Regions from separate parts of the Mus musculus genome. Here all the other regions are linked to region 1. A link is a loop called in an ENCODE intact Hi-C map of the cell type or tissue named here. Cell type or tissue: gastrocnemius. All regions are shown on one strand. Region 1 overlaps Adk (adenosine kinase). Region 2 has its middle 9.0 kb from the start of Gm30108. Region 3 overlaps Vdac2 (voltage-dependent anion channel 2). Region 4 overlaps Vcl (vinculin).

Region 1 (8,000 bases):
ACATAATAAAGGTTGTGTATGGCTTTATCATGGAATATATTGTTTTCTCTGTCTATTGTAATTGAGAGTTTTGCTGGGTATAGTAGAATGGGCTGGCATTTGTGTTCTCTTAGGGTCTGTATAACATCTGTCCAGGATCTTCTAGCTTTCATAGTCTCTGGTGAGAAGTCTGGTGTAATTCTGATAGGTCTGCTTTTATATGTGACTTGACCTTCTTCCCTTACTGATTTTAATATTCTTTGACTGGTGGGTGTTTTGATTATTATGTGACAGGAGGAATTTCTTTTCTGGTCCAGTCTACTTGGAGTTCTATAGGCTTCTTGTATGTTCCTGGTTATCTCTTTCTTTAGGTTAAGGAAGTTTTCTTCTATAATTTTGTTGAAGATATTTACTGGCCCTTTAAGTTGGGAATCTTCACTCTCTTCTATACCTATTATCCTTAGATTTGATCTTTTCATTGTGTCTTGGATTTCCTGGATGTTTTGGGTTAGGAGCTTTTTGCTTTTTGCATTTTCTTTCACTGTTGTGTCAATGATTTCTATGGTACCTTCTGCACCTGAGATTCTCTCTTCTACCTCTTGTATTCTGTTGGTGATGCTTGCAATTATGACTCCTGATCTCTCTCCTACGTTTTCTAACTCCAGGGCTTCCTCCCTTTGTGATTTCTTTATTGTTTCTATTTCCATTTTTAGATCTTATCTTAGATGGTTTTGTTCATTTCCTTCGCCTGTTTGATTGTGTTTTCCTGTAATTCTTTAAGGGATTTTTGTGTTTCCTCTTTAAGGGTTTCTAGCTGTTTACTTGTGTTCTCCTGTATTTCTTTAAGGAAGTTATTTATATCTTTCTTAAAGTCCTCTATCACCGTCAGAAGAAGTGATTTTAGGTCCAAAACTTTTCTGGTGTGATGGTGTATCCAGGACTTGCTATGGTGGGAGAATTGGGTTCTGATGATGCCAAGTAACCTTGGTTTCTGTTGCTTATGTTCTTATGCTGGCCTCCAGACATCTGGTTATCACTAGTGCTACCTGCCCTTGATATCTGACTGGAGCCTGTCCTTCCTGTGATCCTGGTTGTGTCAAAGCTCCTGGGAGTAAAGCTGCCTCTGGGATCCTGAGATCCTGGGGTGACCAAGCCCCTGGGAATCCTGTGTTGTGTTAGAGCTCCTGGGAGTGGAGCTTCCTCTGGGTGTTGTAGGACTGGCTTCAGAGTTCCGGCCCAAGATCTATTCAGGGCTCTGGCCCAGACCAGATGGAACCCATGCCACTGGTCAGGTGGAGTTCCTGTGTCCCTGGATACCGCAGGGCCCAGTTACTCCTGGTGGTGTTGGGATAGATGTTGTGTCCTTCTCACCTCTGATCCTATGATTCTGGGTGAATTTGAGTGCCTGGGAGTGGAACTTCCTCTGGGTGTTGTGGGACTGGCTGCAAAGTTCGGGTCCAAGGTCTGATCAGGGCTCCGGCCCAGACCAGAAGGAACCCATGTCACTGGTCAGGCAGGGTTCCTCTAAAAGTCTTTATCTCTTCAAATAGCCACCAATAGCAGCTAGGTCATGGTGGAACATGCCTTTAATCATCATTTGGGAGGCAGAGATAAGTGGATCTCTGCAAATTCCAGGCCAGCCTGGTCTACAGAGTGAGTTACAGGGCAGCCAGGGCTATACAGAGAAACTCTGTCTCAAAACAACAACAACAACAACAACAAAAAAGCCCAAAACAAACAAAAAAAATCAATGCAAAAACAAACAAAAGCCAGTAATAACAGAAACAAAAACTAACTTTCTTCCAGGATAATTAAAACAATAATTAAAACGAGAAAACAGAAAAATTCTCAGCTTTACTGTCCTACAAAAAAATAAAATAGAAGCAATGACTCAAACCAGATTACTTTTTAAAATCATAGTAAAAATTTATTTTCAACAATTTAGCCAAACATATACCAAGAGAATTTTGAAGGACATACACCAACTAGCCACAAATCCTCGATTCATTCATCCATTTACCAACATTTCTAACAGGAATCAATAGCCTGGTCAATACTTAAAACCTGAGAACATGAATTTATTAGCATTACTTTGATTCCAAAAGTTTCAGTGACGTAATCCTTCTAAGGTATCTATATGAAGCAATTCTGGAAGTGGGGAATACAACTCTGAGGTAGAGTGCTTAGCTGGCACACACGAGCCCAGCTTCCACCCCAAGCACTAGAGATAATAATATTAACAGATTTCGAAAAGGCAGAGGACTTAAAAGTATAGGCTACATGTCACTGCATAACTCTCAACTGTCTTAGTTAGGATTTTACTATTGTGAACAGACACTTTGACCAAGGCAACTCTTACAAGGACAACATTCAGTTGGGGCTGGCTTATTGGTTCATAAGTTCAGTCCATTATCATCATGAGATAGCATGGCAGCCTCCAGGCGGGCATGATGCAGGAGGAGGTGAGAGTTCTACATCTTCATCTGAAGGACACTAGAAGATTGGCTCTCAAGTGGTTAGAACGGGGGTCTCAAAGCCCTCTGCCAGTGATGCACCTACTCCAACAAGGCCACACCTACTAATAGTACCACTTCCTGGACCAAGCATATTCAGACCACCACATCAACCAAAGGGAAAAGTTTAATAATTCCCCTTTTACCATAATACTTAACATAAGTATTGTTACTAGAATGAGAAATATCTGTAAGTCCTCTACTGAATGTGCAGCATGGTCTATGAGGACTGTAAAACTATGACAAAAGGCTTTAAAAAACAGCAATACATTAAAACAAGTTCAAATCAAGCATTACAGTAGTATTACCATAGTACCTCACCTCATTGGTAGAGATAAAAATTCAGTCATAGCATTGCTATTCAAAGACAAAGTTAAAGACTATAAGAAAATTTTCTAACTTCAACTGAAAGGTAAGAAAGCCTGATCTCATACAACAGTGATTCTGTAAGTGCTTCCAATGGCATCTGCATTTATGTTTCGCTCTCATGGCCAGGCACAAATATAGATTGATAGGGGCTGGGAAGACGGTTCAGTGAGTAAGCATGCCCACTGCACAAGCGGGAGAACGCTGAGTTTGAATCCTCAGCAGCCATGTAGACAGTCAGGTGTGACTGTCTAGGACTGCAATCCTAGAGCTTGGGGGAAGGGAAGATGGAAACAGAAGGAGCTCTGAGGCTTTCTGCATGCACACACACAATGTGAGATGTTAGAAACACATTTTCATTCTCTCTGTCACCTTCCCGTCCCCTCTTTTCCCTGGGAACCATCCTCCTGCTTTACCCTCCCAAGCACAAGGCTGACAGACATGTCCCACCATATACAGGTTAATCTTTTTCTTTTCCTTTTCTTTTCTTTTCTTTTCTTTTTTTTTTTTTTTTTTTTGGTTTTTCGAGACAGGGTTTCTCTGTGTAGCCCTGGCTGTCCTGGAACTCAGAAATCCGCCTGCCTCTGCCTCCCAAGTGCTAGGATTAAAGGCGTGCGCCACCACCTCTCAGCCACAGTTTAAATCTTACCACCACCTCTCGGCCACAGTTTAAATCTTAAAACCATCTCCTGTGACAGGGTGATCTAAGTTCAAGGAGAAGTGAATTTCATCAACTAGGTATTGTGACTACAACGGTCATTCAACTGGTTAAGTCGACATAATTATTGCACCACATAGTTATTTTGTTCCAAACATATAAGAACATGTGCAAAAGTTGTCTTTCAACTTTATAAAACTAAAGAACTTACTGGCAACCAAGTGTAATTTTCTAATCAGACATAATGGCCCACACTTGGAATAAAGAAAGGAGGGCTATTTTTCTAGTCTCCACAGACACCAGACTCAAATGTGGTGCAAATATATATGCAGGCAAAACACACATACACGTTTTAAAAAAAAATCAGAATTTCTTTTAGGAAAAGAGAAAAGGGGGGAGTTGTTTCTCAGGACTATGGGTAGAGCTCAGAGTCTGGCAACCTGTGGTTTAACCTTCAGCTCCTCAAAACAAAAGCGTCTCTGGGCAGCACGCACATGAGGTAAGCACTGGAGAACAGGAGACAAGAAGAGAAGAGAGTCTAAGGCCAACCTGGGCTACACACTGAGACCTTGTATGTCTCTGTGTGTGTGCGCACACACACACACACAAACACACACACACACAGCTTAAGCTTTGTTTGTACAGCCGAAACAAAGTATCAAACAAGTAGATTCTCTAACAGGCTAATTACAGCACTACTGCTTAACATGAAAAATGAACTCAAGTTTATGATATTTGAATACTTCCTTCTTAAAAAATTCATCCATGTCCCCAAAATAGTATGTCCAAATGATTCTAGATCTTCTATGCTTATTATATACTTATTAATCACAATGTCATAAAGAGGTGAAACAGCGCCATCTGGTGGCTATCACCTTCGTCTTAACATAATTTTCCACATTGACCTTATAAATATTTCTTAAAACTGCAACAGGAGGAAATAATAAAATATTACTACAAAAGAATAATGAAATGTAATCAAGTTAGCAAGCAAAAGTACTCTTGGAAATTGAATCAAGATCGTGGCACTGTTTTAGCTGCTGAGAAGCTAAATAGCACTATTAGACTGCCATTAGGACTAAAAATCACCTCGGAACTTAGCCTGTGGTCTTCAATAGTTTTCAAGTACCAACTTTACTATAAAAATTAAATTTATACAATCTAATAAAGAGAAAGAAATATGAGCAATCCTTTTCACAAAAGGCAGCAGCACTGATTACTTGTTTAAGTTTCATATGCATATTTATATATTATATACATTATATTTCTGAATATATTTATAAACCACTATATGTATTACATATTATATTTACATATAAAGTATGACTAAATAAGTGACTGAATGTTTTAAGGCTGATCCCAAGCGTCACTAACAGGGAAAGCTTTCTGAATACTCAGAGTGTGCTGGTTATTGTCCAGAACACAAATCAGGTCATGAACTAAAATAGACATGAACCGCCTACAGAAAGGAATATGAAGGAATTGGAAACAAAAGAAAAAGCAGATACTTAAGTTGGTAAATTTTATATCTACCTTTTACAGGTAATCAAAGCAGGATCAAAGCCCAAAACAAAGTGTACCATACTCCCTGACCTAACTTTATTTTCTTGTATAACTGTGTGAATGCAGTATGTGGGTGCTCACAGTGTGTACTTCCTCCTGTCTCCACCCGACTTGCACCAGTGCTGGGGTTAGCCACGCATGCGTCCTGGCTTTGACATAGGTGTTAGGGATAACCCGAGGGCCCCACGCTTGCACCATGCCCACTGAGCCATCTCTCCGAGCACTAGCTAGACGTATTTCCAACAACTATTGGTTTAATCATATATCATAGTGGTCTTATTTTCTACTGAGAACCTTCCAGTCAGTGCAATTTTCTTTTTAATTTTTCCCTTCTCCTAATGGGAAAGAAATAAACACCTCAGTTTGTATACGTTTTTTGAAATTGTGATCACTGACTTTGCCTTAACACAAAAGATTAAAATAAACTTGATCTCTCCTCCTTGTATTAAAATGTGAATAAATTCAAGAGAATATTTTTTGCAAAAAAAGAAAAGAAAAGAAAGAAAATGTCATTAGTAAGTTAAAACTTTAAAGCAAAAGAAACGATAATTAACAAGCACATTAGAGCAAATTTAAAACCAAAGCTAACAGGGCAAGAAAAAAGGTATCTGTCCCACGTCCCTGAGAGGAGACACAAGTACAAAGCAACAAGCCTGACTGATTGGAAGATTGGGGGGGGGGGGTAGGGGGAGGACACAGGGAACTCTTACTTCTACTTTTAAAAAATGTAAGTAAAATCCTAGCTCATTAACATTTCTTCCTGAAGTAGCTGAACCCCTGGCACGCTGGTAGCCAAGTCTTAGCCTCTGCTGGTATAGTACTGGAAAATTCTACCTAAGAAAACAAAAACCCATGGATGCTGCCTCCTGGGGCCATAGCAAGGAAGACTCACTAGAATTAAAGCACTCTCCACAGGCTTTCCAGTGGTACCCTCTGCCCATACACAAGAGACGCTATCAGTCCGTTTCTCTTACCACAGGATCTGAATGACTCTCCAGAAACTACAGTATACATACATGCATATATAAAGACATGGATGAACTCAGAGGGACCAGAACCAAGAAAAGAACATGAGGAAAGTTTGTTTTAAGCAAAATTAAAAGGTGGCAATGGAGCAAGTTAGAAATGAGGTAGAGACGGAGACCAAGTACACCATGGCACAATCAATCACAGGAAACCCTATCTACACACACAGATGGAAAGGGCACATATGTTAAAAAAAAAAATACCCACTCAAACGCCTGGATAGGATGCCATTTCTATTGTCCTTAAAGCCGGACCTGGTGGCACACACCTTTAATCCCAGCACTCTTTGCATTTGAAACTAGCCTGGTCCATAGAGCAAGTTTCAAGCATCCAGAACTATACAGTGAGACCCTGCTCAGAAAACATCGCCACCCACAAAAAAGGTTATAAAGCAATACGCTACACTACTGAGAGTCATAATTTCTTTTTGAAGATTGGTGGGCAAAATTGGATTTTATTCTCTATATTTTTTCAAAAGTCAGTTAGTTCTGAATAAAAATAAGCATTTTAGAGAAGATGTTGTTACGTCTTTCATATAGTCTCTTTATGTTCTGGCCAAACGGGCCTTGCTGAGACTCACTAACAAGATAAATAAGCTATATTTAGATCAAGCACAACCTTTGGCAGAAAGAACACGCCAGCCTATGAAAAGAGACCTAGATCCTTCTAGCCCAATGTACTGTCATACCCAGCAGGGTGAGCCTCAGTAACCACCAGACTCAATTTTTCACCAATTAAGTAATTTAATTACACATCGTTTAGGTGCAAGTAGCAGAGTCCACAGTCTAAAATGCAGTTTCTATCTTTAATCCAGTATCTAATCTTCTGTAAATATTCCAAGTTATATAAAATACAAAACAATACTTAAGTTCTAGTCTCAAAGAGGTCACACTGCTAAAGCAGGCAAAGTCTTACACACAGGGTATCGACAGTATTTTGTAGAGAAAGCTGACTAACATACAGAATTCTGTTTCAGTTTTTCAGATTTGTCTTTGGAATGTATGGTGGGATTACCCAGGTTTCATCTTAATGTTCTATTTCTTGTGCCTAGGTTCTCACATCTTAGCACGCACCACAATCATCTGCAGGGAGGGCTCTGCTTTAGAAAATATTAGCTACTCAGTCAAATTATTCCTTGAGAAAACTCTAATCTAGGTAATATCTGATGAGCCCTTTCTGAACTAACCCTTGGGCTATGTCCTCAAAAGCCCAGCAGTGGGAGAACTCTACCCTCATTAACACATATGTTTCCTCACTCCCAGCCATCATTTGAGGCTACCTTCCATAAGAAGCCGTCAGATCAGTGTGGTGTGGATCAGTCCAGTGTCATCGCCTCTTCCCTACCCTGATGCTGTCTCTTCACAATTCCCTTCTTCTAAGCCCGTTCCTCAGCTACAGCCCATTTGTCCTTTCTTGTAATCAGACCTAAGCCAGCTCTACATCAAGTTTATTTATCTCTTGTTGCAATGGCCCCGGAATAATGCCAGGTTTTATTGCTTCTTTTAAAAAGATTTATTTTTATTTCATATGTACATTTTGTCTACATATAAGCATGTGGGCCTGATGCCAGAAGAAGGTGCAGCATCCCCTGGAATGGAAATGACAGACATTCTGAAGTCACCAGTCGGGTTCTAGAAATTGAGAAGCAAATGATGGTCCATCCTTTCGTCTCAGCTCCAAACTTTATCTCTGTAACTCCTTCCATGGGTGTTTGGTTCCAGCCCGGGGATCCATCCCATAATCAGCCTCCAAATGCTGACACCATTGCATAGACTAGCAAGATTTTGCTGAAAGGACCCTGATATAGCTGTCTCTTGTGAGGCTATGCCAGGGCCTAGCAAACACAGAAGTGGATGCTCACAGTCAGCTATTGGATGGATCACAGGGCCCCCAAT
Region 2 (8,000 bases), 320 kb after region 1:
GTACCATGTATATCATGTGTACCATGTATATCATGTGCACCATGTATACCACATGTACCATGTATATCATGTGCACCATATGTATCATGTGTACCATGCGCACCATGTGCACCATATGTACCATGTATATCATGTGTACCATGTATATCATGTGCACCATATGTATCATGTGTACCATGTGCACCATGTGTACCGGGGGTAATTTTTGGGTGAGAATGTCCTGAGGATAAGACTCACGCTGCCTGGAAATGCCTGCTGGAATAAGGGGACTGAGAGCAGAACTCAAAGTGAAGTCATCTGCCACCAGAATGGTGGTTCCTTCCTATAGCCCCAGCTGCAGACTTTTTTCTATCAATCTAGCCACAGCAGACACCATTCCTCCCTAAGTAAGTCATACGAAGTCCCTTGGGAAATCTCAGGCACAATGACCCACAGGGAGGCACCCAAATAGCTACATGCCAAACTGGTTCTGTAGCCACCGTGACATGCCAGGACCAGCTGGCTGCTGGGTCCTCAGAATTACACTTTCCTGGTACGCGTGCCAGCGCTTCCAACAAGGCCACGGCAGCAGCTCCCCATGCTCTTAGCAAGGCTAACTTGGCCTCTTGGCACAAAGAGGGGGCCCAAGGGAGCAAGGGGACCAGGCTGGTAGAAGGGACAGTAATCTCCCTTCAGTGGTGCTTTTAGCCAAACAGCTTTCTAGGTAGTCATCCAGTTCGCCACCCATAGTGCTGACAGGAGATATTGTCATCCTAGAACTGCAAAAGGCAAGGCAGACAAGACCCTGAGGGTGCAGGGCTGCACCTGCCTGGGGTGCCCAGACAGGCCTATGGGTGACAGGCAGGCCTATGGGTAACAGGCCACGCACTCTGCCCAAGCCCGCAGTGTTTGCAGAGCGTGCGCTATTTAGGTTCCTTTGTCATCACTGCAGGCACACTGGCTGCCGGAGTCTGACTAAAGAGAAAGAACCAGTTTAGCAAAGCTGGAGTTGGGGATAGCAGCTCGGAGCGGCCCTTGGGCATGGCAGCACCAAGAAGCTGCCTTGGCCAAGGCTTCTGAACCCAGGACTGAACTGGGATTTCAACACTTGCTTCAGAGCATCTTGAAAAAGAAAAAAAAAAAAAAAATCAAAGAGGACTCCATGGTTCAGGGTTCAGAGGCTACAATCCCTGTGTCAGGGTCAATCATGTCAATAACGATACCTTATTGGAAATGTGCTTTATAACGACACAGGGTGCTTTTGTAGACATTATCTCATGGGATCCTTGCTGCAGCCCTATGAGGCAGGCAGTTATTGTTCATCCATCTGAAAAATGAAGAATCTTAGTCTCATCAGAGTAAGTGACTTGCCCAAGGTTACAGTCTTTTAAAAGTGGTACGAACAGGCCTGAATCACTGAGTGGCCTAGAGCAGTGCCATCTTTGCAGGAAAATGGGAACTTAGAGAATAGGGCCAGGCTCTTGCTGTCTGCTGGTGACCTCAAGCAATATGGAGTTTCATGAGACTTTGTTCTTAAGAGTGGACCCAACAAAGAGCTTGTCGGTGGTCTGGTCTGGCAGGACAGGGCTCTCACAGTGTGCCTTGCCTCTTCTCGTGGCTGATGGATAGGAAGGGTTTTTCTGTTCCCCTCCATGCCTTTCCCCCTCTGAGTCAGCTCTCTGGTATTGCCCTGGCATGTCCCGGGCCCCACGCCCAGGCAGTGAGGAGACGCTGGCAGATTTCCCAGGGAATGATGCTGTCTTAACTCAAGCCAAATCTTAATTATGACCCCCTTCCCAGAGGCAGCCCAACAATAGCTACTTTGGGAGTTAGGACCTGTGGGCACTGGGTTGGTTTCCACCTACCCCTTGGACTTCCCACTACAGATGTCCCTGGATGCAGGCATGCCTTTACCATACAGCTGCACTCTAGAGGGGATGCAGAGACCCAATCCATTTTATAGACTTTGGCTGAGCCACGCTTCTACCTCAGGTCTTTGCTTGGGCTTCTGGTCACATCCAAATAGCTAGTGAGAGAGTTGCTTTTGGACAGAAAGAGAGGACAGAGAGCCAAGACTCCAGCCCGAAGCTGCCTCAGCTGTTTCTGGAGCTCTGACTCAGAGGTACTTCTCAGGAATGTTGAGCACGTGGTCCTCAGAGTCCCTTGTCCATGCTCAGAAGAGTGACCACTAAGCAGGGGGAGATTTTTACCCTCCTTTACCTCCTTGAGAATACCCGTTTCAGAGAAACCACGGCAGGTTAAGTTCATCTTGGAAGGTTCATCTTGGAAGACTCCGCAAGGAAGGAAGGAAAAAGAAAGGGTGGGAGGGAGGGAGGGAGGGAGGGAGGGAGGGAGGGAGGAAGGAAGGAAGGAAGGAAAGAAAGAAGGAAGGAAGTACCTTTCAGCCCCCAGACATCTGTCCTTATCAGTAACTGTAGCAATCGGCTTTTGAGTTCGTGTTCACCTCATCTCCCCAGCTCTGCCCTGATTTCCTTGACCTCCGGCTTCTGGGTGAAAGAGCATGCATGCCTCAGAGTTCCATAGGTTGACAGATAATCTGAGAGAAGGAGCAAGAAAGGCCGGAGGGAGCAGAGGTTAGGAGCATATCTCTGTGGTAGGATGCTTGCCTTGCATGTATGTGGCCCTGGGCTCAAACACCAGTACTGCAGTACAAAATAATAATGAATAAAAAATAAAGAGAAAAAAAGTAAAGAAACCAGTCAGACTGGACTACACCCCAACATCTCGAAAATGTCCTTCCTTTCCAAGAAAATCACCCAACCCATTTGAAGAAAAGAGAACAGGGAAGCTACACGGAGACGGCCTGGTGCCTCTCATCTCCGATGTTCATTACAATCCCTCCGACTGCAGGGAGACCTGGGAATCCTTTTACCTCCAGAACTGCAGATACTCGACACTGATTTTTCCAACTGTGGGCAAATACTTTTCTTTGCCTCTGGATTTTATTTTGTTTCTCTAAAGCCTTATGTCCCATAAAATAATCCACAGTGAAATGAGACCCAGTGAGAAGCAACTGTGGAATAGAAATCACGTCAGCAGCTTATCTCACGATGTGGTAATTAGAGGGTTGCATGCGTTCCGGGTTAGAGCCTGTGAGCTGCGACAGGGGTTGGGGGACGGGGGGGGGGGGTGCAGAGAGAGTTTGGATTGGTCACAAGCTAGTCTCAGAGTCTAGCACACTGCATGGCACAGTGTATGTGTCGGTAGATCCATGATAGAGATTTGGTACTTTTTTGCTTGACGGAGGGGAGACTAGAAGTTGCCAGTACACTCTGGCTGCTATTGGCAACTTTGGTTCTGTACCCCATTCCAGATTCAAGAATCTGAGCGGAAGAAATCAAAGCTGGAGACATCCATAGAGGATCTCTGGGTCATGGAACCTAGGAGAAAGTGGCTTTGTAAATGACTCCTCTTAAGTGGAGGTCAGCTGAGTGTGAAGTCTGCAGGCCTGCTGGCTCTCTAAAATCGGGCATAAAGCGTCCCCTAGTGGACAACAGAGTCACTGCGCTTTCATAAAGGAGCCTCGCTTCCTCACTGTGGAGGGAGGCAGGATCTCTGTGTTCTCTGTTCTTAGATGGGGGGCGGGGGCGGGGAGATCAGTCAAATCATACCACCAGCAAGATAAGCAGACCCTATCGGAATAATAGGTCATCCATTCAACAAATCAATTATTCAAAACCTTGCATCATGTACAGTACACTGTGCTCTGTTGAAAGCTATCAGGAGTGAGGGAGTCTTGCCCTTAAGGAACCTATGATCACAGTGAGAAAGCTAAAAAAAAAAAAAAAAAAAAAAAAAAAAGTTTTTTTTTTTTTTCTTTTCAGTTTTTGTTTATTTGTTTGAGATGGTGACTTGCCAAGTAGCTCATGTTGGTCTGGAACTCCCAGCAATCCTCCTGCCTTGGTCTTCCAAGTGCTGTGATTAAAAGTAGAGCTACCACGTTTGGCCTCAAAATAAAATGAACTATAAGAGTTTTTGAGTAAGCTTACAAGACACACATAGTAGATCACTTTTGCATTCTTAGCACTTGAGAAGCTAAAGCAGGAAGGAAGGTCATGAGTTTAAGATCTATCCCAGGTGTGTACCAACACCCTCTCAACAACTCTAAAATGAGCCCCTTATCAGCTGCCAACTATTTCAAAGGCTGAGTTTAGAAAAGCCCAGAGTGCTTTCTGTGCTTCAGGGTGTGGGATTTTTGTTTGTTTTCATTTTTGTCTGGTTGGTTTTGGTTTTTCAAGACAGGACCTCTGTAGCACAGGCTGGATTCAGTCCTGTGATTGCTCTGTAGCCAAGGCCAGTCTCAAACACCCTCCTGCTTCGGTCCCCTCAAAATGGGGATGATAAAATTCAATTTCTCAAGTTGCTATAAAGACTAGGGTAATATTTGAGAAATAAGTAAATATATACACACAGAAAACAACTCCATATTGAAAACTGTCCAAAAAAAAAAAAAAACAAAAAAACAAATAAGAAGCCGCCACTGTGGGTCAGCGAGATGGCTCAGTGGGTAAAGTGCTTGCTGTTTGACTCTAAGGATCTGAGTTCAGTCCCTGGACCCATGTGAAAGGTGAAGCAGAGAAGCAACCCCACAGACGTTGTCTTGTGACCCCCAGGGACACACCATGGGCACACACATGCCCTCCACATACTAACAATACATACAATTTCAAATACTTCCTTGAAAATATAATTGATGGGGTATGATGGCTCACATCTGTAATCCTAACTCTAAAGGGCTTAAACAAGAGAACTGCCTCAAAGCCAAGTCCAGTCTGAAGTGAAATCCTGTCTCAGACGAACAGAAAAATAAACAAACAAAAAATAAATAAATAAAAATAAAAAAAGGAAAAGAAAGAAAAGAAAAGGAAGAGAAAGGAAGGGAATTAAAAACATATAGCAACATTTTAAATTAAGAAACTTTATTAGCCAGGCATGTTGGCACACACCTTTAATCCCAGCACTTGGGAGGCAGAGGCAGGCAGATTTCTGAGTTCGAGGTCAGCCTGGTCTACAGAGTGAGTTCCAGGACAGCCAGGGCTACACAGAGAAACCCTGTCTCGAAACACCCACACACACACACACACACACACACACACACACACACACAAAGAAACTTTATTAATTAGTTAATTTATATTATTAATATAAATTATTAATATATATTATTATTAATTAGTTATTTTATGTGTATGGGTGTTTTACCTGCATGCATAGTTGTGTACCATGTTTGCGTATGCGCGTGCATGTGCGTGCGTGTGTGTGTGTGTGTGTGTGTGTGTGTGTGTGCCTGATGCCTGAAGAGGCTGCTGGATCCCTTGGATCTTCAGTTACATACAGCTGAGAGCCAACACAAGGATGCTGTGAATTAAACCCAGGTCCCCTGGAAGAGCAACCAGTGCTCTCCACCACGGAGCCATCTCTCCAGCCCCATAAAGAAAAAACTACATATAAGAGACTAAAATAGATGATAAGGAGATGAATAAAAATATGAGAATTAAAGTAGGGTTATCTGGCTATTGTGGGCTCATAGGCAAGGGAGAAAGGCAGGGTCCAAGTTTCTGGACTCTAAGGAAGGTCCTGAGGCACCAAGGTCCCAGGCCTGAGTTACCATAGTGCCCATCAGACATTTACACTTGAATGTCCTGTATCCGTTCAAATTCAACAAGCTCTAAATCCAAATTAATCAATCCATGATGATGATAGCTAAGGTCTGGTAGTACAAGACTATGGTCCTAACTACTCAAGAGGCTACAGCAGAAGGCTCTCTAGTTCAAGAATTCCCTGGGCTACTGAGTGTGTTTAAGGCTAGCCAGGGCAACTTAGTGAGACCTAACTCAAAAGCAAAACAAAACAAAAACCTAAGTAGAGTTATACACAGGGGATCTGAGTTCAGCCTGACTACCCAGTTTCCCAAGCATTTTCAAGTCCTTGGTGTTTATTTCAGCACCCGATCTACACTGTCCTTTCTACTGGCAATATTCCCTCTACTTCGGCTCTAACAACTAACATACTTCTCCTTCCATTTCTTCCTACTTCGAGTGTTTCTGTTTATCCAAATTACTTGCTATTAAAAGCCCCAAAGTGCTCAGCTTTTATATATAGTCTAGGCATTTATTGAGTTCTTGCTACACCCCAGGTACTAGAGTTAAACAGAAACAGATACTGACCTCCTGAGTCCTAGAGGCATAGAAGCAATTGTAAAGTTGTACTTGGGACAAGTGCTTTGAAGCAGTGATGGTTGGTGCTTTGGGGGGTGTCACTACAGAAATGTGATCCCATCAAAGGGTCAGAGCCCTGGTTGCTACTCAGAGAAAGCGGTGCTGGAAGAGAGAACTGAAGGACAAGCATAGGACGTGGTGTAGGTAGAACCATCTAAAGACAGGCATTTTTTCAAAGCCCCAGAGGTTGCTGTGACAACTATTTTCTTATACCCAATTTGTTATTTTCTTCTTGCTTCTGGTAAGTACATCTTCTTGGAGAGTCTATTTCTGAGCCACCTTTCTGTCTTCTATGTCAGTTAGGATTAAAGCTTTACAAAAGCAGGGAGACAACTATCAGTGGACTTGAGGGGACACTGTCCATCCATTCTCCGGGAGTATTGCCCTCAGAGACTCTGAAGCACTGCAGTGTTAGCCTGTACCTATATCTAACACTCACTCTCCTTTGTGTTGACCAAGTAACAGCAGAATGTCCAGCTTCGGGCAGAGACTTATGTCTGTCCTTGGTGGAGGAATCTTCTCACCTTGTGCTGGAGTTGCAGGTTTCATCATGGTGGGTGAGAGTGGAAGCAGTCTTCCTTGTGGGCTCCCTGGGAGCTTCAGAGTGTTAGACCCTGAAGGAACTCGAGGTTGGTTGTAAAAGGGCAGTGCAGTTTAACTAGGGCCTGTAGGTGCTTTCCCACCTCTCTCTCTCTCTTGCCACTCTACACCAGAGTCTCCTTTCTACCCCTCAAGTATACTGACAGTTTTTTTGGGTTTTTTTTAAAAGAATTACTTATTTGTTGCTATCTTCAGACACACCAGGAAGGGGCATCAGATCCCATTACAGACAGTTGTGAGCCACCATGTGGTTGCTGGGAATTGAACTCAGGACCTCTGAAAGAGCAGCCAGTGCTCTTAACTGCTGAGCTAGCTCTCCAGCCCATACTGACAGTTTTTAATAATAGTTTTTATTTGTGTGTGTGTGTGTGTGTGTGTGTGTGTGTGATGTGCAATGTGTGCTTGCAGTGCCCTCGGAGGCCAGAGCACACTGAACTCCTTGGAACTAGAGTTAAAGGCAGTTGTGAGATACCATGTGGGTACCTGAACCAAACGCCATAAGTTCATTTTACTTTCTCAGCAGTAGAAGTGAGTCTGAAATTACTTTTCTTGGTTCATTGCCTTCCTATAGAAATGTAAACTCCACAAAGGCAGGGATTTTGCTGGATTCTTCCTTCCTATGTTCCAAGTGAGAAGAGCAGAGCAAAGTGTTCAGTCAAATGGATGGATGGATGGATGTGTGAATGGATGGATGGATGGATGGATAGATAGATGGATGGATGGATGAATGGATGGATAGATGAATGTGTGGATGTGTGGGTGGATGGATGGATGTGTGGATGGATGAATGGATGGATGTGAATGGATGGATGGATGTGAATGGATGGATGGATGGATGTGTAGATGGATGGATGGATGGATAGATGTGTGGATGGGTGGGTGGGTGGATGATGGATGGATGGATGAATGAATGTGTGGATGTGTGGGTGGGTGGATAGATTTGACCTCTGAGTAAAGTCTGGACACAGTGCCTTTGAAGCTAAGGTCACATTGACTTTAAGGTTTCAATTTACATCCCATGAAATCATCCCTATGGCCTTTCATTGTGTAGCCCTGGCTGTCCTGGAGCTAGTTCTAACTCTGTAGACCAGGCTGTCCTGAAACACAGAGATCTGCCTGCCTCTGCCTCCCAAATGCTGGGGTTGAAAGTGTGTGCCACCACTGCGTGACGTTTTGTTTTTC
Region 3 (8,000 bases), 720 kb before region 1:
CACCCCTGCATCTCCCTTCATCATCCATGGGTTAACAGTGATTCACTCTAACTTTGCACAAACTTAGAAACTGCAGAGTATTAAAGTATGTATCCTTGTATTTTATTGTAATCTCAAAGACCTCGTGGATTATGCTAGGGACACAAGGAATTTGGTTGCACAGGTTTAGGTAAAGAGCAAAATGCTCACCAGAAAAAAGTATTTGCCAAGAAGATTAGACCCTAGGCTGGCAATCTGTAACTGCACATACGTGAGCCATTAGTTATGTACACTTGTTTTATTCATAATTTGTCATGTTTGGGGTTACCAAAGTAATTCTAATGATGGGTGAATATAACAAAAAAAAATCTTTTACCTCATCTTAAAACAGCCACTGATCCATCTCATTCAGTACAATAGTCAATGTTAAAAGGAACATAAAACAAACATGCACACCATGGCACGGTTTTCATAAACGTCTATTTCATCATTGGTGGGTAGCACATTTAACAGTTAAATACATTTAAATAATGTATAGGGGGCCGCACCACGGCAGCACTGATAACCATCCAACTAGGAACCAGCCAACAGTGACTGTCTAAATATTTAAAATACAGCTCTTGCTTCATCATCCTTTGATGTGATCACCTTCTGGGGGAAGGAAGGGGAGCCTGCTGGTCGCATGGAAATATATTAAGGCCAAATCTTCTGATATTCGTTCCCAGAGGTTTCTTTTAACTGGATTAAGCCTCCAATTCCAAGGCAAGCCCAAGTTTGTGGCCTCCAGCATTAAAGCTCTTCCCGTCTACCAGAGCAGACAGTGTAAGCTTCACACCTGTGAACAAAGCAAACCACCATGATGGGCCTGAGAGCACTCCACCCTGCCGGCCCTTCCTCAGCACGCAGCCTCCACACTGACTCCAGCCAGCAGAGAGCACCTAGATCAACAGTGGTGCTAAAAACTGATGGTCAACACCATCTGAGGGCACAGGGAGGTTAGTAATAAATAACAAGTTCAAAATGCCCTAAAAGCCATGTTCTAAAAACCGTCTTCACTGGACTACTCAGACTAAATTAACACTGGAGACCAGATCACAACTGAAGCCTAAAAGAGGCACCCAGGGACACAGGACACAGTAGGTAAGTTAGTGCTCGTCTGAGATAGCACGTCGGGAACTGGCCCCTTCAGTGTTCACTTTCATTTTCTTTAGGTTTTAAAAGTCTAGATAAAATGTAGGTGGGGGAAGCAGGTGCCCCATTAGGAAAGTTGGGATACCAGGGCTTTTGGACCTTGTTGATCAACTGCTCTAAGCAGCTGTGAGCTCCAGAGCCCATTAGAAATACAAAATTCTCCATCTCAGACCTACAAGGTGGGAAGCTGCATATGACCCAGACCACGCCCAAGTTTGGAGCTGCTCTGGTATCTGTTACCTGAAGGGAACTAACCTTTGACCTGAGACAGTAGACACCAGTGAGGAACTACATAATGGTAAAACAGTGAAGAGTGGGGCTTTTTACAATGAGGCAGCAGTGCTTATTCAGAGCAGGCACTTAAATAAGGAGTAAGGGGGAGGGGCAGGTGTGATAAGCTATGAGGCTTAAAAGGGTCACAAAATAATAAACTAAAAATGTAATTTTGAAGCCAGGAAGTGGTGGCACACACCATTAATCCCAGCACTTGGGAGGCAGGGGAGGTGGATTTCTGAGTTCAAGGCCAGCCTGGTCTACAGAGTGAGTTCCAGGACAGCCAGATACACAGACAAACCCTGTCTCAGGAAAAAAAAAAAAATGTAATTTTGAAAATAACGTACAAATGGAGAAACGGCTCAGCAGTTAAGAGCACTGGCTGCTCTACCAGAGGTCCTGAGTTCAATTCCCATCACCCACCCTTCTGTATCTGTAATCCCATGGGATCAGATGCCCTCTTCTAGTGTGCAGATATACCAACAGACAAAACATACATAAACTTAAATAAATGAATCTTTTTAAAGGGATTTGAGAGGGAGCTGTAAAACAAAACTTATTTATCAAAGATACTTACCAGGCCTCAGAGTCTGAGTATAGCCCACTCCAATTAAACTAGAGTTGTTGACCTTTGCCTAGAAAGAGAGAAAAAAACATTTCTGAAGGGAGACAAAGTTCTTGGAAATTTCCCCATCATGGAACTGTGAAGCCTGTGCCTTTAGGTCAATGAGATACTAAAATATTATTATGTACTAAGTAAACACCAAGTGCCACTTGAACATTAGATATGAATTCAAAATCCAATCGTCAGCAGAACCTGATATTCTTTACACACCTTAGGATGTGTATACAGCTCCTGACATAATCCACAGCCTAAAAAATACACTAAAAAAACTCACAAAAACAAGTAACTATGTCACTGATGGCACCTGTCAGACTCACTAGAGGTGAGAGCCATCTTTGAATACATAGTAGGAAGTTTATGAGCTCAGCATCACTACTTCCTCCATCCTCACGGCTGGCTGGCTGGCTGGCTGGCTGGCTGGCTTCCTTCCTTCCTCACACTCTGACCGCTAAGCTGCTGGACTTGGCTTTAACTAGTTGAGGCTTGACGAGGAGCATGGTTTATCAACTCCTTATCTCCCTGACAATTTAGGATGGCGGTCCCAGGCCTTCCAGAGCCCAGAGGAGCGCTGGAGAGCAAGTATGTTAAGCGGCATGCTGGGAACTGGTTCTAATGCCTTGTCTTATTTTGGCTCCCAAAAGCCGTGCTCCCAGCACTAAGAGTTCCTGCTCCCAGCTGCCTTCGACTGATAATAAAGAACTACCATACAGCCAATGGCTGGGCAAGGAGATGGGACAGGACTTTTAGACTGTGAAGGCAAGGGACCGAGGGGAGAAGAGAATCACCATGACTCCAGAGAGAGGAATGAGATTTAAGAGCCACAGAGGAAAAACCATCCAGCAATGTAGGTGGAAAGGGAAAGCAGCCCTCTGTGTGTGTGTGTGGGGGGGGGGGGGGCCGGGGAGGGAGGAGATGCTGCCCAGATGGTAACAGGACAACAAAAGTAAAACATAGATTTAGAAGGTGTAAAGCCAGGAATACTGGAAGGAAAATGTGTGCTAGCCACAGGGAGGATTAGAAATGCCCAGCCATTGAGCTAGTCAAGGCATATCAAAATTTGTTGGTGTGTGTCTTTCACTCTTCAAGCCAAAGGGCTGCTGGGCAGGAACATGCACGACCCACATTCCTTCTAATGTCAGTCTCCACGACCTCAGCTAACATCTCCACTAAGCCACCTTCATGCTAACAGAGGTATCCAAACTGTTACATCTTCACCTACAAATACAGAACACAAATAGCCTGCAAGCCACAGGATGCACAGGTAAGCGGGGGGGGGGGGGGGAAGAGGCTGGGGGAGCCCACTCCCCTCCCCTCAACCCCAGAGCTAGCTCCTCAGCATCCTGGGGCTACAGGTATAAAGGGAGCAGCAGCAGCGTGCTGTGTGAGTGGATATGCAGTGATTCAGTGACTCTAGTCCTGTCATACACAAGATAAAACCAGTGCTTCTGGCGCTGCTCTACTTGGGTGTGAAATGCTGTATTTATTTCCACAAGGACTGTGAGCTGAAAGGTGTTTCTGATGGCTGGCATACCATCTGTCATAGTGCCACAAGCATACATCTGACAAGAACACTTAATGTAAAAGAGACCACTGTGCTGAGAAGAGTGTACCAGTCACAGATGCACCACTGACTGGTAAAAGAGAAAAGCATTCTGGGTACTTTTCACACTATCTCTGCTTATAAATCTTTAAACATAAAGCAAAAGATAGGGCTAAAATATAACTGCTTAAAGCTTCAAAACTCGAGACTGGAGAGATGGCTCAGCAGTTAAGAGCACTGGCTGCTCTTCCAGAAGTCCTGAGTTCAATTCCCAGCAACCACATGGTGGGCTCATAACCATCTATAATGAGATCTGATGCCCTCTTCTGGCATGCAGGTGTACATGCACATAAGAGCACTCATGCATAAAATAAATAACTTTTTAAAAGGTATCAAAACATACTGTCCTTGGAGTTCAAGAGTACTTTATGTAACGGAAGTAACTTGCCTGACTTTAACTTCCCATCATCCTAGCACATACAGTACAGACCGTTCCTGACACACAGGAACAGCTGATGAGCTACCAGAACTGGAAGCCGATTCTCTGCCCCTCACAGCACTTCTATCTCAACCCACTGTGACTAAAGACAGAAACAGGAGAAAAGGGCCAAGATTCAGACAAGAGTGGCCATCTCATTTTGCCCTTAGCAGAGGGGAGGAAGTCCTGGAGGTCAGGGTTTTAGGCAACAGTCCCTCCCAGTAAGATATTCTACTCGCCCTAGACAGGATTAAGGTCAAAACATTAGGTCTAGTCCTGGCTTTACTTACGCCACGCCACCCCACCACCAAACGTAATATTTAGTCCTCTCTTTCGGTCAAACTAGAGTCTCTTCACCTGTAAAAATGGTGTTAGACTAGTGACTTCTCAGATAAAATCTAAAGGTACTTTATAAACTATAAAAAGACAAAGTCAAAGAAAGTACTATTATTCTCCAACAAAAATACAAGCCACCCAAGCAAGGCTCCACATGCTGGTTACCTGGAGCTTAGGCATATTAGCAAAACTAACTCAATCAGCTCTCTAAGTAAGTGAACTTCTGTGATTGTTATTATTTTTCTTTTTTTTTTAAAGATTTATTTATTTATATGTAAGTACACTGTAGCTGTCATCAGACACCCCAGAAGGGGGCATCAGATCTCATTACGGATGGTTGTGAGCCACCACGTGGTTGCTGGGATTTAAACTCACAACCTTTGGAAGAGCAGTCAGTGCTCTTAACTGCTGAGCCATCTCTCCAGCCCCATTATTATTTTTCTATTTTATTTATCAATTATTATTCTGTGATTATTAGTTATTTTTCTATTACTGTGGTCAGACACCATGACCAAGGTAGCTTATGAAGAAAGCACTTAAATTTGGGGCTCCTGATTCAAGAGGGTGAGTCCGTGACCATCATGGCGGGAAGGAAGCATGGCAGCAGGCAGGCAGGCAGGCAGGGTGCTGGAGAAGTAGCTGAGCTTACATCTGATCCATAAACATGAGGCTTTTGAAACCTCAAAATCTACCCCAATCTCTTGCAACAAGGTCACACCTCTTAATACATTCTCACCAAGTGGAGACAGTGCATGGGGGGGGGGGGGGGCACACCATTTTCATCCAAATCACCAGAGATCTAGCTTGCAAGTCAAACCTCTATCGCAGTTTCCATAGGAAAAGGAGTATTCCAATTCCAATCCCATCAGTAAACATGGGACTGCATGAATCCCAGGGAAGGTTTCTACATCATCCCAGAGTAATTCCCACAACCAGAAAGCCCCATCCTAAGCCCAAGAGGTACTCACAGAGATAGAAGCAGTAGGATCCAACTGGTATTTAGCTGCAATGCCAAAACGAGTGCAGTTGGTACCTGATGTCCAAGCGAGGTTTACTGAAGTGTCAAAATCTTCACATACTTTCTGATAAATTGATCCTCCAAATTCTGTCCCATTATTTCTATAAGATATTTTGAATTAGAATCTAAAATAGACAGTAACCACTTCTAAGGTACTGGGCAATACTGTAGCAGGTGTAGCTACTACTAGAACTGAGCAGGTAACACAGGCACAGTGCTTGCCTAGTGTGCCAGAAACCCTGGGTTCCTTCAATAGAGCTGAGGGTAGGGAAGGGTGGCATCACTCATGCTAGTCTATGAAGCTCCACTGAAAACTGTCAAGTCTTTTCTGGTGTGGCTGAGACAGGGTGAGTCTTACTCTGTAGCCCAGGCTAGACTCCTTCCCCACAATCCTTCTGTTCCCCAACCCCCTTATTTTTTTTTTTTAAGACAGGGTCTCTTTATATGGTCCTGCTGTCCTGGAACTCACTATGTAGAGTGAGATCCGTCCTCCTCTGTCTCAGGAGTGCTGGGATTAAGGGTATGGAACGCTCGCTTGCTCACTCACTCACTCACTCACTCACTCACACACACACACACACACACACACACATTGAGGTTCACTCACTCACTCACTCACACACACATTGAGGTTGTGGTTCAATGACTGAATTCTGCCTATCCAGATGAATCCCTGCATTCAACTCCCAAGCAGCACCACACACATACTTGTGCACACACACAAAAGTGAACAGCAAAATATAAATAAGATTATATATATCTAGGCAGTGAGTTTCAGGTCAGGAAGGGCCACACAAGAGACTTTAAAAAAAACAAAAAGCTATGTTATCGGCCAGGCAGTGGTGGCGCCCGCCTTTAATCCCAGCACTTGGGAGGCAGAGGCAGGCAGATTTCTGAGTTCGAGGCCAGCTTGGTCTACAGAGCGAGTTCCAGGACAGCCAGGGCTACACAGAGAAACCCTGGGGGGGGGGGGGGGGCGCCACATGTTATCTAGGAGTAGAGAGGTGTCTTATAGGGTCTTTAGGACCTTGCCACCAAGCCTAAGGACCTGAGCTCAATCCCTGGGACACTCAATTCCCCACTAATCTCTACATATGTGCCCTAACAAACAGATAAACACATACAAAAAATGTTTAAATTATGTGTCTATCTGGTAGGATTATGAGAAAGTTTTCTTTTGTGCTCCCGTTATTTACTAGTATACTATTTTGTCAAGGCTGGGATGGTTCAGCAGTTAAGAACACTGGCTGTTCTTCCAAGTCCTGAGTTCAATTCCCAGCAACCACACTGGTGGCTCACAACCATCTATGTGATCTGATGCCCCCTCTTCTGGTAATCGGGTATATATGTAGATAGACCACGCATATACATAAAATAAATAAATCTTTTAAAAGTATACAGTTTTGTCAAAGAAAAAACAGTTAAGTCCTTTCTATAGTATCTAACTTGAGTTGGGTAAAAATGTCATACCCTGCCCCCTCTTTTAAGAAAGGAACTATGTAGCTCTAGCCAACCTAAACTCACTATGTAGACTAACATGACCTCAATCTCTGAAAGATACAGCTGCCACTGCCTTCCAAATTAGGATTAAAGGTGTGAGGCTCCACAACTCACCGAACAGCATGAGTGAGGATGTTAAGATCGTCCTATCAACCCAGGATCCCACATCCCACAGGTCATTCTGTCAGAGAAGGCACTGATGGCAGACTGCCAAGGCTAACACCTCTACAAAAGGCATAAACCCAAGCCTGACAGCATGAGCGGCACAAGCATCCACAGCACATGCTTCTGAGGGCCACCCACGGCAAGAGAAATCCTTCAAACTAAACACTCATCAAAAGACATGGTGTCACACACCATCCTCTGAGAACCTGCACCTCAACAGCTCGTAAGGAACTTACACATTTGTGTGTAGCTGGAAGTCCCCAGTCCTGTAGCCGACTGCAAAGTTACTCCTTGTCAGCTTTGACTTGGCACTGTCAAAGGTCATTTGGTACCCAGCAAGCCAGCCCTCGTAACCAAAGACAGCTGACCCATGGATGGCAGGTCCAGCAAAATCAAAGTCAACATCACAGCCGAGGTTTATACACTCCCTCTTGTAAGCAGACTTGATTTTACCACTTTTCTTTCTGGAAAAAGAAGACACTTATTTGAAACAGGTGACAAAGATTTATACATATAACTGCATGGTTGGCATGAAACAGATTTAAACAAACTGCACTGTGACAATTACAGGGTTAAAAACAGCCAAATAAATTAAAGAAAACAACCCACATGGGCTAACAGGACTGAGCTGTGCTGTGTACAACTTGCAATCACAACGGCCTCAGAAACGGTAGGAAGCGTGGCCACAATGAGAGTTCATTCTGAAAGCAAGGCCCTGGCAGTGTCGAGCAGTGGTCAAAGGCAGAATTGATGCCGCTGTAAGCGCAGACAAGGCCTGTAAGCTCAATGCACACCAAACACCAGCACTTACCCTGTGTTCGGTGAAAAGGTGGTGTCAAAAGTCAGTTTCAAACCTTGACAAATCTATTTCAGAGGAAAAAGAATTCATGTTCAG
Region 4 (8,000 bases), 100 kb after region 1:
GCCCAGGAAGCTACTACCAAAACCAGCCTAGGAAATGGGCCCACGTAGACACCATGTAAGACCACCAACACTGAACCATGACGACATCTGTGCAATATCAATAAAAACACCATGTAAGACCATCAACACTGAACCATGAGGACATCTGTGCAATATCAATAAAAACTTTTTTCTCTATAAGAAACCAGCAGCTATGTGTTGCTCATATCCCATAGGAGGCATACATAACATTACCAGATCAGCGATTCCCAAAGCCAATCCCCATAGAAGATTTAAGACCTGGTTCTGGTTCTGGTTGTCAAAGGGCAAATGAGAGTCAGTAACTTCCCACTGGAGCCTCAAGTTCTACATCTGCCATGTGATCTCAATGTCCCTAATTCTAAATGTCATGACTCAAAGAAGCCACTTACCAGGAATCTCATCATCAAAAGCCTCATTGGAAAGTGTAAAGAAATGTTGAAAACTGGAACCACCAATCCTACTTATGTATAGTGACCCAATTTAGTCATTAACCAACCTGACTTCTTTTACTGACATTAAATAAGAAAACATACCAAAGGAAGTAAATATAATTCTTGTCTTAACGTGTTTCTAGACTTATTACTTGGAGTAAATACTTGTGTACATGATCATTACACAATGTTTTTGTTTCTAGGATCTATAACTAAAAGATACTCCCCAAGTACATCATGGGAAAGATGATACATGATAAATGTATTCATGCTACTTGATGGGAAAGAATTACGAAAAGATTTGAGGGCCTAGAGAGATGGCTGAGCAGTTAAGAGCACTTGTTGCTCCGCCAGAAACTATGGGTTCAAATTCCCAGCATCCACATGGCTGCTCACAACCATCTACAACTGCGGTTCCAGGGCATCCAATACCCTCTTCTGGGTTCTGAGGGCACTAGGCATACGAGCAGTGCGACGCATCCATACGCATAAATTTTTTTTTAAGTTTTAAAAATTTGAAATTCGAATCAGATTTAAAAACACAGAACCATTTCTTGGTCTAAGGAGACAGGAGAGTACTTGCCATGCCAGCATGAAGACCCTAGTTGATCCTGAGCACCCAAGTAAAACACTCATCATGGGCCAGCAATGGTGGCGCATGCCTTTAATTCCAGCACTCAGGAGGTAGAGACAGGTGGATCTCTGTGAACTCAAGGCCAGCCTGGTCTACAGTTAAGTTCCAGGACAACCAAGACGATGTAGAGAAACTCTGACTCAAAAAAAAACAAAAACAAAAAAAAAAACAAAAGCAGCAACCCAGCATGGCAGTATGTGCTTATAATTGAGGAGGCAGAGACAAGCAAATCTCTTGGGCTCACTGGCCAGCTAACCTACCCAAAAAATGGCAAGCCCTGCATCCCAGTGAGACATCCTGGCTCCAAAACTAATGTGGATGGCTCCTGAGGGACAATACCCAAGTTGACCTCTGTCTTCCTCAAGAAAATGTACTTCTGTGTGTGTGTGTGTGTGTGTGTGTGTGTGTGTGTGTGTGAGAGAGAGAGAGAGAGAGAGAGAGAGTGCACACATACACAATTTTTAAATAATTTTTAGGAGTAAATACTACTTTTGTTACTAAGAGAGAGAAAGGCAAGAACCTAACAAGGTTCTAATTCTGCAATTTTCTCCTTAGCAAGTCTCACCACGCATGTACAAACTATTTACTACAAGTCACATCTCATCAATTCATCCCAACTGCACTTACCTCTCCTCCATTCTCAGCCTGTCTGTCACACAGGCTAATTTCATGGAATTTCATGCACAAGTGCTGGCTTATGATTCCACTCAACTTAGGAATGAAAATCAAGACCTGCCTCTAGTTAATCACATAAAAGCTACAGAAGCCACCTGGAAATGGAGACTGTAAAAGCAGACCTGCCTCTCACACATGCTGCCACTTGCTGCTCAATTCTCCCCATCTCTCTGCGCTTACTTACTCGTAGCTGTTCAAGGTCTGGTGGAGGAGGCGGGAAGTCAGGCTCCTGAGGTTGGAAGGCTTCTCTGACCTTGGCCACAGCTCCCAGGATCCGATATCCTGAGTCCAGGAAGCTCTTTTGCAGGCCTAAACACAAGACACTCATTTTCAGCTGGGTAGGTCAGTGCCCAGAGCACTGCCTGTCCAGCAGAAGAACTGGTTCCCACTAACAAGGTTGGATGTGGAGCTGCCGGGGGGAATCATGGGCATGGAAAAAGGAAGGAGGACAAGTCAGAGGCCCTGAGGAAGTGTCACAGGATGGCTGCTCTTACAGTGGTGAGGATGCCTTTGGACTGTAAAAGTAACGAGTTCTTGGAGAACGCTGGGTGTGAATGCTTGGCTTGGGCAGTACCCATCACTTCTCTTATGATGAGGCGGTCATGAGATAGGTCTGAGGAGTGCAGAGCATGGGAGATGGCAGTTTCAGATTAGGTTCCTAACTCCCCAGAGTCCATCTCACCTTTCTGTCTACATCTGTGCTCTAGTTGGCGTTCAGCGTGTTAACCCTTATCTTGAACTGCTAAGCTATGAGAAACTCCAAGGAGGAGACAAAATCCATCCACAGAGATGGAGGACTGGGAATTTGAGGAAGAGTCTGCTGAGGCCAGAAGTGAGTCTAGCAGCCTAGATTCTCACTGATGAGATGGAAAATGTTGCTTTCCAAAAAGAAAGGAATATACATGATTTGCAACCCAAAGAAGTGGCTGCAACTATTAACTCCTTTGGTGGTACTAAAACTATGGTCAAAATGTAGCTGAAGAAAATTCAAATTCTCTCATGTAGGGCCTAAGAGGCCAAAGTTGCTTGAAGCTCTCTAGATCTGACAAAAACAAAATTCTCTACAGAGAAAAGAGAAAGATCATTATATGCAAGAAAAGTAAAAGAGACGTGGTAGCAACTTCATGAACTAAATGGTTGGCAGATAACTAGCATTTATTTTAAAGTTTCCAAAATTAGGACTATCAGCAGGGATAGCAAGTCAGACAATATCAGGAAATGGTAGAGAACCTGATTCAGAAACTGAAAGGCCTGACAAGACCGTAAAAATATTGAACAGAAGAAAACCTAAATGTCTGCATTCTGTAACTCATTTTGTAACTCTGCCCTGACTGACCTCAAACTGACAGCTATTCTTCTGCTTCAGCCTCCTGGGTGTTGAGATGACAAGAGAGAGAGCACCAAACCACGCACTGTCCATATGTTCCCTCCCCGATTTTATATACCCTGGTTGTGGATAGCTACTCTTTTCCTATTTCCACCGAGTTAGCCTAGCAATTGGAATGAAAGGCACCATGCACTGTTCCTTACCAGGGTCAGAGATGTTTCCAGCCACAGCCTTGGCATCCATCACCATGGGGGAGATTGTTTTGCTCAGTTCATCAGAGGCAGCTTTCACAGCCTCTCGGAACTTCGGGTCCTCAGAGTTCTCTACCTCCCTCTTAGCAACCAGCAGAATCCGGTTGGCCCGACGAGCAATACTGGTTGCTCCAGCGACCAGCATCTGAGGCTGAATATTGGCCATGGCTACCTTACACTTGTCCAGGTCTTTTTTAATTGCTTCTTCAGAAGCATCCAACAGAGACTTGGTATCAATAGCCTCGTCCACCAGCCCTGTCAGGAGAACAGAAATGGAGCTGAATTTGCTTTTAGAAGAACAAAGATTTGAAAACACTGTTGTCTGTTTGCATCTCATGAGAAAGTACAACACTCAGAATTCTCTTCTCAGTTCAAAGCTCTTACTACAAAATTGAGAGCTTTCAAGAGAACAAAATAACTTTAAAAAACAGAAGTGCAAGCAGTACAGCCCAGAAGGTCATTTGGCCTCAGGAGTTATACTGACCGTGGTCACTGGCCCTCTTAAATCCACCACAGACAAGCAGACACGCAAAGACATCAGGAGGAACCGGACTGAGTCTAAAACCTTCACCGCATCCCCAGCACAGTATCTGCTAATAACACTCTCTCCCTTCCGGGCTCACTCTCCACCACCTGTTGATTGTTGGCAGCTTGAAGTGCCCAAGACGAGCCACACGGAGGACTCCAGTAACCTAACAGCCTGTTTCTTACTTCTGTTACCTAGCTTTCGACACTTTGGGAGCTCCGCTTTCATCACTGACTGCTGTAGACCCCTGACAGCAGGTTCTACAGGGACAGCGAAGAGCCTACACTCCTCATTTCTGCCTTTCTGTCCTGTCCCTCTACAGAGAACTCAGAGGCACTTCTGCAGTCGTACAGGCACAGATGTCTCCTCTTTTTTTTTTTTTTTAGAACTATGTAGTTGATAAGTTGGAGGAAACTCTGAGACAAGCTGGGTTAAATGGTAGCTATTGTGGTTCCTTGAAATGTGAACCCTCTGAAAATGACAGGGACACTTACTGTATCCACAAACACCGCCTCCCAGCCTCTGAAACCAAACTCTAGCTGGGACTGAGCAAAGACACTATTCAAAGAGAAGATAGGGGCTATAACAATGAACATCACACCGGAGGGCGGTTCTCAAATAAAGACGCTCACACAGCCTCTCATCCAACAAAGTAGCAGAGCTTGAATGAGAAGCCGCCACTGCTCAACAGCCTAATCAGAGCCCAGCACACTGTCAAGCTCTGACTGTCCCTTTATCCAATTACAGCTGATATAACCGGTCCTGCTTGAGGTCCTCAGAACTCATGCATCAGCCCAAAGGCATTCTGCAGAACTCTACCTGTCATTTTTTCAACATTATCAATCCACTGGTTCTTCATGGTCTCAAAATGTTCATAAGCAGCCTGGTTACCAGGGTTCCTCAGTAAGATCCGAGCAGCGGAGATGACCTGTCAATAACAAAGCAATTTTCAAATTCCAGGGTGCCAGCACAGTCCAAATACAAACCCAGAGTAAAGCTTTTCTCCATTTCACCTATAGATGGCACCAGAAAACCAAAATTGGCAAGCCTCGTCAGGCTAAATGCATTAAGTCTGATGCCATGAGCATACCCCAGAGTGGGCCCTTCCCTAGTTCTAAGAAAAAAATAAGGTGTCAAAGTAAATGAGCATTCATTTAATATTTCAGAAGAACAACAAAACTGGCATATACTTAATAGTTGATGTCTTGATATCAACTCTTTCATCTTAAAAAATATAAATGTGGTTAGACAAGGTACTTCAATCCTGTAATTTCCAGCTTGAGGCAGGGGATTTTCAAGTTCAAAATGCAGCCTAGGCAAAATTTGTGTTAAAAAACTGAATGTGGGGGCTGGAGAGATGACTCAGCAGTTAAGAGCACTGACTGCTCTTCCAAAGGTCCTGAGTTCAATTCCCAGCAACCACATGGTAGCTCACAACCATCCATAATGAGATCTGACACCCTCTTCTGGAGTGTCTGAAGACAGCTATAGTGTACTCACATATAATAAATAAATAAATCTTAAAAAAAAAAAAAAAAAAACTGAATGTGGTGGTATAATCCCCTAAATGTCAGCACTTGGAAGTGAAAGCAGGCTGAAGGACTCCAAACTGAAATGGTAGCCTGGACAATCTACATACCAAGGCCAGAGGGAAGAAGGGGAGGGGAGAGAGAGGGGAGAGGGAAGAGGGAAAAAGAGAGAGAGAGAGAGAGAGATATTAATTGGTTGATTGATTAATTGATTGATTGATTGCTGGGGGCTGTACACATGCTTTTAATCCTTGCACTGGGGAGACAGGCAGGCAGAACTCTGAGTTCACGACCAATCCATTCTACACAGTGAAATTCCAGGCCATTGGGGCTTCATAGTAAAACCTTGTCTATAAAATAGAATATCAGCGTGCAACAAAACATTATTCAAATTGATTAATGAATAATAGTGATTAAAATACACAATTAACCAATTACTCAAAATTCTTTTAGAATAACATTAACTAAAATATCTGCTTTCACAAACTGCTTTCACATTCATACATACGGAATCTTTACTACAACCCCATGAGAGGTGAGGTAGGTTAACATCTTCTCTTCCAAACTACAAAAATCAAGACACCCAAGAGGTTCCCAGGCAGTCAGTGTCGGTGTTGGGGGAAGAAATCCTGAGTGCCTGGCAGTGCATAGTGCATACACGTGTGTGTTTATTCCTCAAACTTTGCACTGTGAAGGAGTAAGCATCACAGAAGGAGAAGCTAGGAGACATCTGAGCCCAGATCTGTCTCTGAAGTCCTCGATCTTTCCAAAGCGGGAGTTTTAGGTCTAGTTTTCTGCATTGGTTTTTGTTTTTGGAAGCACAAAGACAACTGTATTATAGTTTAAAACAAAAAGCACAGCACAGGCAAGCTGTAAAACCAGCAGCTACCTGGAGGAGTCGAACGAAGGAGAAGACAGAAGCCATCTAAGCTGGCAGAGAGGTCAAACACATGGGAGACAAGCAGCACATGGGAAGGAGAGGTGCTTTAGAAAAAAAGCAAAACCAAAATATTGGCAGGAAAGCCCAAAGTGTTAAAGAAAACATGTTGGAATAGAGGTAGAAAAAAGTAAAGGAAAAGTTGATTTTTCTGAATAATTCAGAAAAGGAGGAGACTTATTGTGCCCAAATGACTGTAGCCCTTAAACTTCTGTCTTTCTGGGGGTGTTGTTGTTGTTGTTGTTTGTTTTTCTGGTTTTTGTTGTTGTTGTTGTTGTTTTTAATCTCACTTTTGTTCTGAGAGATGGCTCAGCAGTTAAGAGAACTGACTGTTCTTACAGAGGTCCAGAGTTCAATTCCCAGCAACCACATGGCAGCTCACAACCATCTGCAATGGCATCCGATGCCCTCTTCTGGTATGTCTGAAGACAGCTACAGTGTACTCATACACATAAAAAAAAATGAAGATTTGTTTTAGAGAAAATCTCTTTAATAAAAAAAAGAAAGAACATTTGAACAATATAATAAATAAATCAGCTTTTACAACCTGAACTGATGACATTCTCTTCTGTGCCCTCAGCCAGAGGGCGCTGCATATGGGTTTGCATGTGTGTTATGCTAATAGATGGTAAAAACAGGAAAAAAAGTTCGTATTTTATGAAATTTTCTGAAAAGGCTAGATAAAGCCAGCATAGTGGCACATGCCTCCATCCCAACACTAGAGGAAATGGTGTGAGTTCAAGACCAGCCTGGGCTTCATAACAAGATCCACTCTTAACAACGTTTTTGTTTTTTATTAAACGAGTGTGACTTTTCCACATGGACTGAGGCATGTAACTCCATGGTGGTGGAAGGTATTTTTGCCTTGAGTTCCATTCCTAATGATGGGAAAGAGAAAGGGAAGGAAACCAGAGAAACAGGCAACATGGGCACACACACAGACCATTTCCCTCCCCTCCCCAGAGAAGTTCAACAAAAGCTAGAATCAGGGGGCTGGAGAGATGGCTCAGCAGTTAAGAGCACCGACTGCTCTTCTAGAGTTCCTGAGTTCAATTCTCAGCAACCACATGGTGGCTCACAACCATCTGTAATGGGGTCTGATGCCCTTTTCTGATGTGTCTGAAGAGAGCAATGGTGTACTCATATACACAAAATAAATAAATAAAATCTTTAAAAAAAAAAAAAAAAAGCTAGAATCACAGACTTATACAGCCCAGCAGAACTCCCAGTAAGATTTCTCTGTATTAATAGATGGGGGAAAAGCAAGTCTGCAAAACCTCACACTGAATGCTGAGCTAATGTGTCTAAGGAAGCTAGCCAGGTGTGGTTTAGTACACCTGTAGTCCTCGCATTAGATCATTTTAGTCCAGTGTGACTACAAATCAGAAGCCTGCTTCAGAAAAGAGGGGTTTGAGAGGGAAGGGGAAGCTGGCTGATTTATCAGAACTCTCATTTCCAGCCTTTTGTTTCCCAACTTCCTGGCTATAGTTTGGTTCCATAATGATGGATACCAAACTATACCTGAGTTAGCTATGCAGTTAAATAGAAACTATACCTGAGTTAGCTATGCAGTTAGATAGAAACTATACCTGAGTTAGCTATGCAGTTAGATACAAAAGAAAAATAAGCAATGGAAACACCTATTTTTTTTTAATCTCTTCAAAGAGAT

What was found. Hi-C counts contacts between places; a loop is a spot of excess contacts. Peaks named below come from ENCODE experiments on the same cell type or tissue, not always from the same donor. Only the 100,000 strongest peaks of a DNase experiment are listed, where the experiment ranks them.
Region 2: a loop joins it to region 1, with 3 times the contacts of the local background. A loop is called at or near these places in 9 of 42 quality-filtered maps.
Region 3: it touches region 1 in a loop (4-fold over the local background); 12 of 42 quality-filtered maps call a loop at or near these places.
Region 4: it touches region 1 in a loop (2.4-fold over the local background); 2 of 42 quality-filtered maps call a loop at or near these places.

What each region holds. Positions count from the first base shown.
Region 1 is chr14:21,117,045-21,125,044 of GRCm38, reverse strand. The region is part of intron 3 of Adk (adenosine kinase); the gene reads right to left. Among named protein-coding and RNA genes, the nearest start is that of Adk, 68 kb to the right of the region's middle. In gastrocnemius, a CTCF peak has its summit at 4,382 (motif pointing left); a DNase peak (open chromatin) is centred at 4,373; H3K4me3 peaks cover 310 bases; H3K27ac peaks cover 3,113 bases.
Region 2 is chr14:20,799,221-20,807,220 of GRCm38, reverse strand. No RefSeq gene overlaps it. Among named protein-coding and RNA genes, the nearest start is that of Gm30108, 9.0 kb to the right of the region's middle. In gastrocnemius, a CTCF peak has its summit at 3,477 (motif pointing left); DNase peaks (open chromatin) are centred at 564, 1,708 and 3,484; H3K4me3 peaks cover 484 bases; H3K27ac peaks cover 4,663 bases.
Region 3 is chr14:21,837,960-21,845,959 of GRCm38, reverse strand. Vdac2 (voltage-dependent anion channel 2) reads right to left here. Exons shown (of 10, transcript NM_011695.2): 6 at 7,917-7,969; 7 at 7,342-7,569; 8 at 5,391-5,541; 9 at 2,021-2,078; 10 at 81-814. The coding sequence ends at 723. Comtd1 (catechol-O-methyltransferase domain containing 1) reads left to right here. Exons shown (of 7, transcript NM_026965.2): 7 at 1-99. Among named protein-coding and RNA genes, the nearest start is that of A430057M04Rik, 5.6 kb to the left of the region's middle. In gastrocnemius, a CTCF peak has its summit at 3,933 (motif pointing left); a DNase peak (open chromatin) is centred at 7,180; H3K4me3 peaks cover 1,174 bases; H3K27ac peaks cover 4,025 bases.
Region 4 is chr14:21,016,073-21,024,072 of GRCm38, reverse strand. It overlaps Vcl (vinculin), which reads right to left. Exons shown (of 21, transcript NM_009502.5): 15 at 4,685-4,793; 16 at 3,292-3,594; 17 at 1,946-2,070. Among named protein-coding and RNA genes, the nearest start is that of Ap3m1, 32 kb to the left of the region's middle. In gastrocnemius, a CTCF peak has its summit at 4,888 (motif pointing right); a DNase peak (open chromatin) is centred at 4,892; H3K27ac peaks cover 1,022 bases.